Linked DNA regions of Homo sapiens: region 1 is linked to region 2. The links are chromatin contacts, found by Hi-C or POLR2A ChIA-PET in ENCODE. All regions are on one chromosome and are shown on one strand. Each heading gives the region's core, a stretch centred on a gene start or an enhancer-like site at or near the end of the contact. The rest is flanking DNA. Distances are from core to core; before and after follow the strand shown.

Region 1 (6,759 bases), core at 3,709-6,208, 100 kb after region 2:
ATATCAGTGTTATTAAATGTTGTGTCCTTCCAAAATTCATATACTGGAAGAAGGTTTAATCTCAAATGTGGCTGTATTTAGAGATGGGAACTTTAAGGAAATAATTATGACTAAATGAAGTCATAAGGGGTGGGGCCCTGATCCAATAGGATTAGTGTCCTTATAAGAATAGAGAGATCACTCTCTCTAGGCACAAACACACCAAGGAACATAGCTGAGATGATGTCTGTCTGCCAGCCAGGAAGCCCTCACCAAGAACTAAATTTGTCAGCACCTTTATCTAGGACTTCTAGCTTCCAGAACTGTAAGAAAATAAATCTCTGTTGCTTAAGCCGCTGAGTCTATGGTATTTTGTTACGGCAACCCAAGCTAATAAAAATAGCAAGAATAGTTAACATTTATGGAGCACTTATTATGGGCAAGTCATTGTTATAGGTGCTAGTCATAATTGCTTCATATTTATTAAGTGTATTAATGGTAGGCACCATTATCTCCGTGTTTTGTGTGTGTGTGTGTTTTTTATTTGTTTGTTTGTTTTGAGACAGGGTCTTACTCTGTCACCTAGGCTGGAGTGCAGTGGTATGACATCAGCTTACTGCATCCTCCAACTCCTGGGTTCAAGTGATTCTCCCGACTCAGTCACCCCAGTAGCTGGGATTACAGGCGTGCACCATGACAGCTGGCTAATTTTTGTATTTTTAGTAGAAATGAGGCGCCATGTCACCCAGGCTGGTCACGAACTCCTGAGCTCAGGTGATCCACCCTCTTCGGCCTCCCAAAGTGCTGGGATTACAGGCATGAGCGACCGTGTTTGGCCCATTATCTCTATTTTACATTTGAGGAAACTGAGGTTTAGTAATTCACCAGAGGCAATGCAGCTAATGTGTGGTAGAGGTGAAATTCAAACCCAGCAAAGTGCCCCAGAGAACCTTCTCATCATTTACACTGCTGGTCATCGAGATATTCATTGGAAGGTCTCTGTGCTGAGTAGAGCTTCTCACTGAGCAGGGACCCAGGACCTTGGCCAATTCTCTGCCAGTCAACTTATTTAGGCCAGCATCAAAAGGCCTCTTTCTCCCTGCATGTCCCCTGCTGGGTGGCTTGATTTTTCCTCAGAGGGGCTGGAACCCTTCCACAGATATCACTAGAGTCCCAGGACCTTTCCTGCCTTCTTTTTCCCATGAAGAGCGAGCATTATTCAGACACCCCACCCTTGCCTGCACATTGAGATGGGAACTGAGAGTTGTAAAAAGGCTTTGAATAACCACAGAAATAATTTTTTTTGTAATCATTTTGGATCCATTTGCCCATTACCCATTTGAGAAAAACCTTGCAGAAAGCAATTTCCTAATATGGCGCTTTGGATATACAATGTAAACATTTTCTTCCTGGGACAAATAGGCTTGAGATTTGCTAAACTCTCCAGAGACACATTTTTCTTTCTATTTTCTTTTCTGTGATGTGATATGACATTATAGGGTGTTGGGGATGGAGGGGAGTCTTGTGTACTTATGCATTTTCTCATTGATTCTCATGTTATTTCAATTGTACATTATTTTCCCAGAAAAATTGTCATAAACCATTTGGAATGGCCCTGCTTTTAATGGGTGCTAAAGATTTTTCTCTCTAGCTTTGTCATCATTAATAGGCTCTCCAAGAGGTTCATTGTCCCATGGTGAATTGGTGGTGAAACTCCCAAGCTCCTACTCCCTCATTGCGCCACATTCACCCTACAGCGAGTCTTTCTTTCTGGCCCTGGCTTGAATTTAAGCTTCAAGATGGAAAGATCTGGCAAAAATCTGACACTAAATAGCTTTGTCCTGTCACTTAGTTTTAAGTATTCCTCTGTCCAATGAAGTGCAGGTTGACTTGAAGCCAAAAGTTTATCCTGTGCTCCAGGGGTCACCAAACTCCACACCAGATCTCAGAGCAAGCTCCGAAGGCAGAGTCCTTCCATTCAGGCTTTTCCATTCCTCACCAGGGGCCCTCAGGGCCAGTCCTGCAGGATAATCCTTCATGTGGTTTCCAAGATCCCAACCCCCTCTAAAGCCACTCTCCACATGTTTTTCTAAGCCTTTTCTGCAATTTTCTGCTGCTTTTCTTCTGTTATTTCCATCTCTTTTTCTTCCTACTACTTGGTGGAACCACTGTCAGAAATGCGTTCCCCTCTGCTAGGTCTGTCACTGGGTACATGAGCAGTCTCTTACGATGCATTCCTGGAATCTTCTCTGTTGCACTTTGTGCTAAGTGAATGCCAGCAGTCAGCTAGAAACTTAAGTGAATGGCTTAGACTGTAATTCCTAGAGGTGGTGCCTGACATAAATCAAGGCAGATTTGCTAAATAACTTTTTTTTTGTTTTTTGAGATCGAGTCTCGTTCTGTCACCAGGCTGGAGTGAAGTGGCGTGGTCTCGGCTCACTGCAGCCTCTGCCTCCCGGATTCAAGCGATTCCCCTGCCTCAGCCTCCCAAGTAGCTGGGACTACAGGCACACACCACCGTGCCAGGCTAATTTTTTGTATTTTAGTAGAGACAGGGTTTCATCATGTTGACCAGGATGGTCTCAGTCTCCTGACCTTGTGATCCACCCACCTCAGCCTCCCAAAGTGCTGGGATTACAGGCATGAACCACCACACCTGGCTGCTAAATAAATTTTAAAGAAAAGGATGGTCCTTGGGCACATCTTTGGCACCTTTACACAAATGTGTTATTTTCAGAGGAAATGAACAAAAAGACATAGTACAGTGTTTGTTAATATTAATTCTAATAATTCTAATAGCAGCTAGGTATTCAGTAGCTATTAAAGATATATATATATATATATATATGGCTGGATGTGGTGGCTCACAATTGTAGTCCCAGCACTTTGAGGAGCCGAGGTGAGTGGATCACTTGGGGTCAGGAGTTTGAGACCAGTCTGACCAACATGGCAAAACCCTATCTCCACCAAAAATACAAAAATTAGCCAGCTGTGGTGACATGCGCCTGTAATCCCAGCTACTCGGGAGGCTGAGGCAGAAGAATCAGTTGAACCCAGGAGGCAGAGGTTGCAGTGAGCTGAGACCACACCACTGCACTCCAGCCTGGGCGACAGAGTGAGACTTTATCTCAAAAAATAAATAAATAAAAATTAAAAAATATATATACATATGTGTATAATTTCATTTCATATTCTTAATTTAATTCCACAGCAACCCAGCAAAGGAGGTTGTGTAATTAGCACCATTTACAAATGCAGAGAAAGGTTAAGGACCTTTCCAAGATCATAGACCTAGGAAGGTTGTATGGAGAAAGGACACTGAATAACCAAAGATGTTAAGACTTCTCAATCAAATGATGCAGAGCAAAAATTATGAAGTCAAAAGGGGCCTGAATGGCAGAAGAGTTTGAGGGTGAGGCCAGCCAGAAAAGATAGAAGGAATAGGGTAGGAGCTTAGGATGGGGCAGTTGGAAGCATGTAGAGCCCATACTCTTCAACTCCCTCCTACCCCATCTACCACCATATTGAGTCATCTTTGAAGATTGGTGACAACTGTGAAATGGGCCAGAATGAGCTGGTGGGCCACAGTGCCACCTAAGCATTCATGGATGGTATAGAGGGAAAAACCACCATAATTCTCTTGCACTGGGTGACTCCCAGTTCCTACTAGGCCTCTGGTTTCTCTTTCCTCTGAAATGCTAGCTCAGCCCCTTACCCTGGGTTAGCTCAGGCTTTCAGTTCAGCCCTCCCTGCTGAACCTTCTGGTGGGTCATACTGACTTGGCCCTCAACTCATGCCAGAGAGCTGGCCAGGGATCACTCTGTCCACCATCCTATACCAGCTGTTCCTGACCAGCTCTAGCCTCTTTTGAATCATCAAGAGGACCATTAGGTGAGCTTTGTGAGAGTATGAGGGAGTAGTGAGAGCTTCCTGTAAAAATTCAGTAAGAAAGACAGCCTGGATAAGCAAGAAAGAGCTGCCCTAGGAGTACAAGATGATGAGAAAGCCCACATAGGCAGCTTCTTGGTTCCCTAACCAAACAGCCACAGAGGTGGTAGGAGGGCTCAGGTCTCCCAACCTAGCCAGGGACATTTCCCCTATCAGCCTCATCTTGAGAAAAGTTCCTCTTATTTTGCATGGGCACCAAAATAGGAAAGCAAAGGCATTTGCATTTCAAAAATGCAATGTAAGGCAATTCTTAAACAAAAGAAATAAATTTCTATCAATAAAATTAAATTTCTGTCTGCTGGTCCGTTATTGCATCATGAGAAAATAGCTGGATGGATTGTCACTATGTGCAGAGACTATGTTTAGGATGACCTGAGTTACAGCTAGACTATGAAGCATGCACCAAATTCTTCAGGGAGAGGTCAGAAGTCATCCTCTAGAGAATTTGCAGGCCTTGATTTGCAATCAAGCTCTTTTCACAGCAGCAGTTCCATGTAGCTGCGTTCCATGGTGGATAGCCAGGGATTCATTTATTTAACTGCACCAATAAATCCTAAGCAATCCTTAGGGAAGCCACTCACAAATAGTAGAATGTTAGCCACTGGGTGAGGAGGCTGGAGCTGAGAGGGGCTTCCTAGTAGCCCCCAACCACAAAAAATGAGAAACTTTCCAGCTCATCCACTGCCTCAGACTCCTCTTTACTTCTTCTATGGCCATTGGGCTTCAGTGGAAAAACAAAACAAGAGTTGGATGCTTGCTAGACACCCCAACACAAGCCATTTAGGGGTAGGAGGAAGGGAGACTGGGAGAGGAATGTAGGACGTAGAGGTCACATGAAATTATGGCTGCTCCAAGGGGAACACAGTATTCAAGGCATCACGGGAAGTACAGGAGCACAGGCCCTCAGCCAGGATCCCTCTCCTCCCAGCCTCACGGACTCTGATCGGGCAGCCTGGGGGCTAACTGGTCTGCTGGGAGTTGGATAGTCAGTGAAAGCACTCTGCTCTCCTCCCCCAGCCTGCCTCTAGGTAAATGTGTGTATTTAACTAAACCACAACCACAAAGGCTCATGAAATTTTCCTGGAAGCCAATTAAAGCAAGGAGAGTCATAGTAGTAGATAGTATTAAGCCATGTACCAATTCTTTTTGGCTTACAAGTGCCGGAATTGCTTGTTTATACATTAAGAGCAAAAAAAAAAAAAAAAATAGACTGTAGTCTTTTCTCTTAATTGCTGTAATTATACTTGTGCCACCCACAAGAGAGGCCATTGATCTCATTTCTAAAGGGCAATTGTTGTAGCCTGGCTCTTCTGAGAGCTTTACAAAGTTTTTCTCATTTTCTGATTACCACTGGCGTATTGAGCTGCCAGTAGAAATGTATTTTCTCCCTGGTGCATTTCTCCCTCCTCCCCACACTCTCTCTCTCTCTCTCTCTCTTTCTCTCTCTCTCCCTCCCTCCTCCTGTCTCTGCTGCTGCTGGGTAGTTACCAGGAAGAGCTCACTTCCTCCTTCCTCAGGATCAAAAGGGATTGCAATTTCTGTGATCAATTGTGTGTGGTTAGACATTCTCAGAATATCCTGAATGTGGAAGTACTCAAAAGCCCATAATCTGGATAATAGTCGTCTGTGCTGGCCACATCCCTTAGGAAAGGCTCGAGAAACCTGGGTCAAAAAATTTACAAACTTTTTTGGCTCATTCGCATTGTGCGTTGAATTGGGCGAAGCATTTCCTTCGGGCTACCCGATACACAGCAATCTGAAGTATTATTGTGGCCTTCTACGCTTATCCTTGGAAGTCCTGCCTGAGTCCTTTCCCTGTGTAATCGTGAAGGAATGCTGTTCCAAAGACATGGGGTCAGAAGGGTGCAATAAATCAATCCAGATACACCCCTAATGAATGGCAAATTAAACAGCATTTGTTTTAAGTTCATAGGTCCTCTTGGAAGATGCCTTTTTAGTGCAAGCAAAATTCCTGGGTTGCAGGTATGAAAAGCTATGGGGGGTGGGGTGTGGAGGGCTCATAGTCTCTGGGTCGTTTTAGCCACCGTTTTTAAAAGTGCCAAAAATATCCCCAAAGTGAGTTTGCCCAGCTAACTCTGAATGTGCAGTGCTTTCTGCAGCCCTTACCCTAAGACAGAATTGTCTGATTGCTGTGGATTCTGGGGCGACCCAGACCCTTGCTCATTGGGTTTCCCCCTTGCTCATTCAGGTAGTGCTGCTGGGCTGGATAGGTGTTTTTGAGAACCCGCCATCCTCAAGGCTGCAAAGATTGAGCTAAAACAAATCTTCCAGTCACATACAATTCTAGCAGAATCACGGAGACATGGCCTGTGGCATTGAGAAGATTAAATTACCAAGCCCGCTGTGCCCCCTCCCCCAAGTAACTGGAATATACTTGTTAGAGCTGCATCAGAAAGAACAGAATAGCCTTTAGTCTTCCACAGCCCCTAAGCATTTTGGTAATAAATAATAAAAGGTATTTATTACATGTTACAGTGACATTGTGGAATTCAAATGCAGTTAACCATAACATTTTCTTCCTCAAATGTTAAAAAGAAAGAAAAAAGTATTAGGAGTGGGGAGGCAGGACAGCGGGAGCAGTGGCTTTAAAACCTGAGGAATGTGGTAAAGAGAGCCTTGTGTGTTTTTTATAGTCGTAGAATGGGGGTAGAAAGTGGGGAGAAAACATGGGCAGGAAGTCAGGGGATTAGGGCTGCAGGCCTGTCGGTGCCACTGTCTGGCTTTGCTACCTTGGTCAGAAGGACTACCCTTGCTCCATCGCAGCTTCGAAGTTATCATCAGATAAAAGGGTTGAGAGCCTTCCTGTTTTAT
Region 2 (6,362 bases), core at 1,353-3,852:
AGTCAATATCTACTGCCTTAGGGACAGGAGATACAGTGGCAAACAGACAGGGCTCCTGCTATTAAGGAGTTACTAAACAAGGAAACAAATAAATGGGATGATATTTGATAGGAGCTATGCAGGAAATAGAAAGGATCTATTTAACCCTTTGATATTGTTGATCCCATGATAGGGAATGATGGTGGTAGGTGGAGGGAGACGCTCATTTAAATAGGCATTTCAGGGAAAGCCTACTGAGGAGGTGATATCTGAGCCAAGGTCGAAAGTATGAGAATACAACCACACAAAGAGCTTGGGGGAGTGTTCAAAGCAGAAGAGAAAGCAAGTATTTGATATGTTACGGCAACCAAGAGAAGACCAGTGTGGTTGAAGCACAAGGGGAAGAGTGGTTTGAGATGTGTTTGGAGAGGTAGGCAGGAGTTGGATCATGCAGGTTTTTGTCCACCTTCAAATATTTCTTGAACTGAATGTGTCAAGCCTGAAATCAAATTCTGCATATTTTGTCCTTATCCTCCAGCATATCCTTAGGCTTCATTTCTCTCCAGCCATGTTCCCACTGGGCCCACTGCAATAAGAGTAAGAGTGTCATACATTTCTCTCCAGTTTTATTAGTGGGATTTTACCAGATCTGGAAATATTAAAGGAAGGAAATTGTTTTCAGTGTTTGGTCTTATGAGTAGGCCTTTAACAACAGCTATATCATAATGAATTCAGGATGATGTGAATGATGATTGCAGAGGAACTGGATATGCACAGTTCATACAGACCTCTAAGTAAAGCTTAGAGCTTGTTTCATTTGCTTCTGGTTTTTATCTCAGTATGATCCAGCAACCTAAAATAATGAAAGAAGAGCTCCATTTCCAGTGACCAGTTCAGTCCCTGCACTAGCAGAAAGTTAGTGTAGAATCCAATGCAAAGATCACATGTAAATTCTAGAAATTTTACTACATTTTTTTTTCAGAGATGACAATTGAATTGCCTGCTTTCCTTCCTTCCTTCTTTCTTTGTTCCTTCCTTCCTTCTTTCCTGAGCACTGAAGGATGTAAGTGCTGGTTTGAAGAATCTAAAAGGCTTCAGGGTAACAGTGAAGTGGACGACACATTCTTCTTCCAGCTGCTGCTGTTCACAACACTTCTGACAGTTAAAATACATCACACATTCTCTTGTCCTTTTAATGTAAACATTTACTGTTTTAAGTGGACTATAGAATCAAACCAAAATAGAAGGATGCAGACTGATATTTCAGAGGTGAAGCTAAGCACTAGACTAAATTAAATAAGAGTAATTTGCAATCTAACACATAGTTATAATACATATTGTACATTATACTCTGTTTGTCCCTGGGAAAGATTAAACAGAGGGCTTTCATTGCTTGCTGTATTTTTACAGCCTGTTACTAGAAAAGAATTTCATATAGAACAGGCAAAATTTTGAATTGGAATTAAGTTAAAAATAAATGGAAAAAGTAGTAAGGTCAGGGTAGCCTCCTTGGTGTTGATTTTCTCCTATGCTTAAGCATCATCTGAAAGTCAAGAAAATGATCGCATCTCTAGTTTTTGTTGTTTGTTAATTTCCTCAGGAAAAACTTGACCTCCTTCTTTCTTATTACGTTGGCATCTGTCTTAAGCCTTTGCCTTCAATTCTTATAGCTTCTTTCAAATTGTATTAAATTTGAAGACTAAGAACCTTCAAAATGACTCACATTTGAATCCTGGACCTACTCCTAAGCTGACCTGTTCTAGTTTTTAAAAATGGATGTGAAATTTTGCTTAGAATCCTAGAAGTTAAAAATGTGACATCCTACAGAATGCCACTTCATACAGGCAAGTCTGGTGCCCTTAAAGTTAGTTTTACCCTGAGAGGAAAACTTAGAAATGAATACAAGTTCAAGTTTGCTCAATTTCTTGTTTTGCTTAAAATTTGCCTACATAACACATAAATTCATCAAACTCCTTTCCTAGTGACAATACTTCATTAGATTACTTTAGTGAGTATTCAGGAGATTTTCATCTTATGAGTCATAAAATTCTTTTATTCCCCAAAGAATTTCTGGTGTCTGATTGGAATTTCACGTCTTTGTAGTTTTAGCTGGACTCTTTGAAGCAGTTACTTCCTAAATGACTGTATTCCTGAGGCCTGCATGTAATACCTGGGGAGCTGGGTCACAGGTTGACTCCTGTTTTTCAAGAAAATTGAAAAATCAATCTCTTTCATTGCTTTAGTCTTAGTAATTTTATTCAGAAATTTTCTTAAACTTTTTAACCTCCTCCTGTCATGACAGAGAGGTTTTCACTTGCTGCCTATACAGTTTCCAGCATTAATTTTTTTGTGCCTACTTAGGCCCGTTTCTGTCTATTTCTGTGAATACATCCCAGCGATTTAATGTTAGTATGTTTCTTGCCTTTCCTGTCAGGTTTTCATCACTCGTTTGGTATAAAGGAAAAGGGGATAGAATTACAAATATACTGGACCATGTAGCTATCGATGAGAAATGTCTTCAGATATCCTTTTACTTTTTTCTTCTTCTTCTTTTTTTAAAGTTCTTTTTGAAGGAGGTGAAAGTCAGGTTATAGTGGAAAGCCAGAACCATTGTGTGTTCCTATTTGAAAAATCCTGGGAAGTGAACATGATACTTTTTGACATGCGAGTTTCAGAAATTCTTAGTGATTATTATAATACACACTCCGCTTATGTGCAGAGCTTCATCTGCATGCACAAGTCTTTGTGTGTTTTAAAAGATAATGCCTAACTCTTCTGTTTATAAATGGCAGTAGCTGAGTATGCACAGAAGAGACTGAAGTCTAAGTCTGGATGTGCTATTTGGCTACATTCAAACAGCATGGGACAAACACAAAATGTAAGGCTAGTAGAATATTGACACTAACAAATTATTCGGAAGTTGGTTATTAGGAAATCTTTCACTGGACTTCAGTATCTTTGGTTTCTTTAAGAACAAATCTAAAATTTTACCCCAAAAGCTAGGTAGTTATATATTATTTGTATTATGGCTCCTTCAACACATAACTTTTTTAAACTTTTAAATCAATAAAAGAAGGGATTCTGTCTATAAAACACAAAGGAATACACCAAGTTAATGTTTTAGTTGATTAGTATATTATTTTGAGAGTAGAAAAAAATCAATGCAAAATTACTTGCTATTCACATATATGCAGAAAATGTAAGTCCTTGGAATGTAGCACACATTATCATTACATAATCTATATCCATATGCTGTTTATAACAAGCTGAAATGTTATACCCTTGAGAAAAGAACCAGATTCTGGCACAGGACTGTTTTGTGGCAAGGAAAGATGAATGGATTCCAAAATTTTAAAAGGGGGGAAAAGCTTGATGGTTCCACAAAAAATAAGAGTTGAAATGGGGATTTAGAGATATATATGTTAACACAAGCTGACAATTAAAGCAATTAATTTCCTTCTTTATCTATATCCCCTCCTAGCTCTTCTAATCCTGACTAAGGTAAATGGATTGACTCACCTTTTTAGCAGATGAAGATAGGAACAAAGATATCTGGCATTACAGCCTGTCTCCCCATCCCCCGCCATCCCCATTTGTAGCTTTTTTTTTTACAGATGTTTTTTTCCATTAGTTAGAATAGTTAGTTCTTAAAGCAGTTAGAGACAGATCTGTACCAGTCAGAGAAGCAGTGGTTCAAGCCTGTTGGCTTAATTGCTTTGAGTATGTTGCTAATGATGCTGGGGCCACATGTTAGATAGCCAATGTGAGCGTTTTTATGCAGTGGAAAAGGTCTTTCTCCAGACAAATATTGTACCTCTAATCCTTTTATGAGTAAATCTGAGATAAAGGGATTTGTGAATTTGTCAGTGACTCATTAAAAATATATTCTGAGTCCCTTAGGATAGCTATTATTAAAAAACAACAAAATAATAAGTGTTGGAGAGGATGTAGAAAAATTGGAATCTTATACTAGTGGGAATGTAAAATGGTACACTTAATGTGAAAACAATATGTCAGTTCCTCAAAAAATTAAACATAGAATTACCATATAATCCAGCAATTCCACTTGTAGTTATATATCCAAAAGAATTGAAAGCAGAGACTCAAACAAGTATTTTTTCTCCAGTGTTTATAGCAGCATTATTCATAGTAGCCAAAAGGTATTTTTTTCCTTGACTCTTTTCATTTTAGTTTCTTCTGTTACAAATTTATCTTTCTTTAAAATTTCTTATGGAGTCATATTCTGTTAAAATTTTCTTTAGAGTGTGAAGTATTTGTGGTTTGATTTCTTTTCTGTTTTCTGGGATAAAACTTCCAGAAAAAAACTTCATCTTTTTTCTCCAAGTTCCTCTTAGAATTAAAAAAAAATTTTTTTAATTGTCCATGGTATTCAGTGCAACCACAATTTTCTAATGTCAAATTTCAGTAGTTCTTCTGGTCTCAGTCTTCTGCAGTACCTCACACCATCATGCACAGAATGGTGTGAGGGAGATACTTTACACCATGGCCCACAGACCTGGGAATTATCACTCTGGCCTTTCTGAATTTCATCACCCTCCTGCTTCACTGTGATGGTCTTTCTCCAAGGTTGTTGTATGATATTGATAGCTTTCCTAGCTTTCAGGACTGAGAAAATATTTGTCTTTTCAAAAATTCATTTTGTTTCATTTAGTTTCTGCTTAGGGAAATCTTTAAGTCTCTACACTGCTCCCTTCCCCAGGGTTGCTATTTGGGTTTATATTTTGCATGTCTCCAAGATTCTCTCTTAGCTTCCTATCCTGCAGCCCAATAAGAGACGACCCATTCCACTTGTATATCTCTGGTGCCTCACTAGATGTGGCAGTTCAGGTTTTCTGAACCACCTGATCTGCAGGGAGTACTTGATCTCTTCCTTTATTTTCAAAGATCTTGGCATATTCTTTTGAAATCCTCAGTGGTGGAGAGTCTTTGCACTTTGAGGTGCTTACTTTTCTAAGTGTGAACAAATTACCCTTGCAGCAGTCTTTTCTGGAATCTTTTGGCTTAAGGGCTCCTCATTTAGTGTATGGGGTCCGTCCTTTCTCCATTTTTTCTTTTTTTGAAAATTAGACAAGTAGAATCTTACTGTCTGCTTTGTATCCACACCTAGGAGCTAGACCTACACATCTATGTCTACATTTCATTTCAAGTTCTTGACTCAACCCCCTAATTTCAGTCCAGCTCCTTTGGAATTGGCATTCCTCCTTTGATCCTTCTGCCCCAACTCTGGTGTCTGTCTCCTATAGGATTTGGCTGAGATCTGCCCGTCTACCTCTGTTCTAGAATATCCTTTAGATCACTTTGTCCACCCAGGGTGCAGGCAGTTTAATATCTAGTTGAGAAGATAAGTCTAACATGGTAAGACAACAGACAATAATATGAACTATCACCAAGTAAGTTTTATTGTATAATAGGTGTTGATAGGTGTCATAGCCATTCAGAAATAGTGAAGAATATTTATGGAAAGCTTCAGTGAACAGATGGGACTTGAAAAAGATATTAATAAGCGTTGGGACTTGGAGTTGTAAAAATTCCAGTCCAGTGAAGGAACATGAATGACGGAAGAAGGTGGGAAGGAGCTTGGCATATGGATGCAACAATGAAGATTTCCTCAAAATACTCTATTTTCCTTCCATTAATGAGATAGTAAATAGGAGGCTCTTAAAGATTGTTTCCATCTGGAGGTTACTATCATGTAAATTCCTTACATTTGTGTGGTGATTAGCTATTTTAAATGCACTGATATAATTATATCATTTGGTCTTTGTAACAGCTTTGTAAAATCACAGATGAGTAAATCACATCCTAAGTATCTTGCCAGAAATTTCATTGCTCATGCATAGTAGAGCCGGGATCGATTTAGGCAGTGAGAATCTTGTGTCTGGGAGACCAGTTAGATGTTATCTACACAGAAAATGGTGAGGCTCCAAGTTTTGATGGTGGCTGTGGAATGGAGAGGAAGGGATGGAAATTAGAGGTAGACTCCACGGCACTTAATGACTAAGTGGATATAGGAGTACCACATATGTGCTTTGAATATTGGTAACTGAAAGAGTTGTGATGCCATAATTAAGAGACAGGAACATATATGTAAGTCAAGTCCCTGATTTGTAATTTGAAGCCCATTTCTTTTGTTGTATAAGAGGTGGTAAAGATCTCTTTCTGACTCATTGCACCTTGTTTAAAATTTTTTGTTGCTTTTCCATCTTTTGGCCAAGATCAAATCTATATTTTAAAATGTTTTTCATATGTTTCAAGACTGTTTTGAGTTTACTCTTTAGTATTTTCTCTGCCAGGCTACGTAATCCTAGTTGCTAGTTTATTTAGCCATTTCTATAGGGATGTTTTTAATGCTTTATTATATT

What was found. Hi-C counts contacts between places; a loop is a spot of excess contacts on that map. ChIA-PET counts read pairs that join two places held with the same protein, here RNA polymerase II (POLR2A). Pooled maps may share reads with other maps.
Region 1: a map of endothelial cell of umbilical vein shows a loop between it and region 2 (5-fold over the local background). The contact joins two enhancer-like sites. A Hi-C loop is called at or near these places in 5 of 168 maps with a recorded cell type or tissue (Calu3, HCT116, PC-3 and 2 more) and 3 of 50 pooled maps. POLR2A ChIA-PET finds 5 or more read pairs at or near these places in 6 of 52 experiments (AG04450, BJ, HCT116 and 3 more).

The regions. Positions count from the first base shown.
Region 1 is chr12:65,528,018-65,534,776 of GRCh38, forward strand. The region is part of intron 2 of MSRB3-AS1 (MSRB3 antisense RNA 1); the gene reads right to left. Among named protein-coding and RNA genes, the nearest start is that of LINC02454, 71 kb to the right of the region's middle. Within about 2 kb of position 4,959, at least 5 of the 41 ENCODE cell types and tissues checked have a DNase peak (open chromatin) inside an H3K27ac peak, as active enhancers do; they include HCT116, PC-3 and endothelial cell of umbilical vein, where a contact is called at or near this core.
Region 2 is chr12:65,429,069-65,435,430 of GRCh38, forward strand. All of the region lies in intron 5 of MSRB3 (methionine sulfoxide reductase B3), which reads left to right. Among named protein-coding and RNA genes, the nearest start is that of MSRB3, 150 kb to the left of the region's middle. RefSeq lists an enhancer at 1,465-2,664. Within about 2 kb of position 2,603, at least 6 of the 41 ENCODE cell types and tissues checked have a DNase peak (open chromatin) inside an H3K27ac peak, as active enhancers do; they include HCT116, PC-3 and endothelial cell of umbilical vein, where a contact is called at or near this core.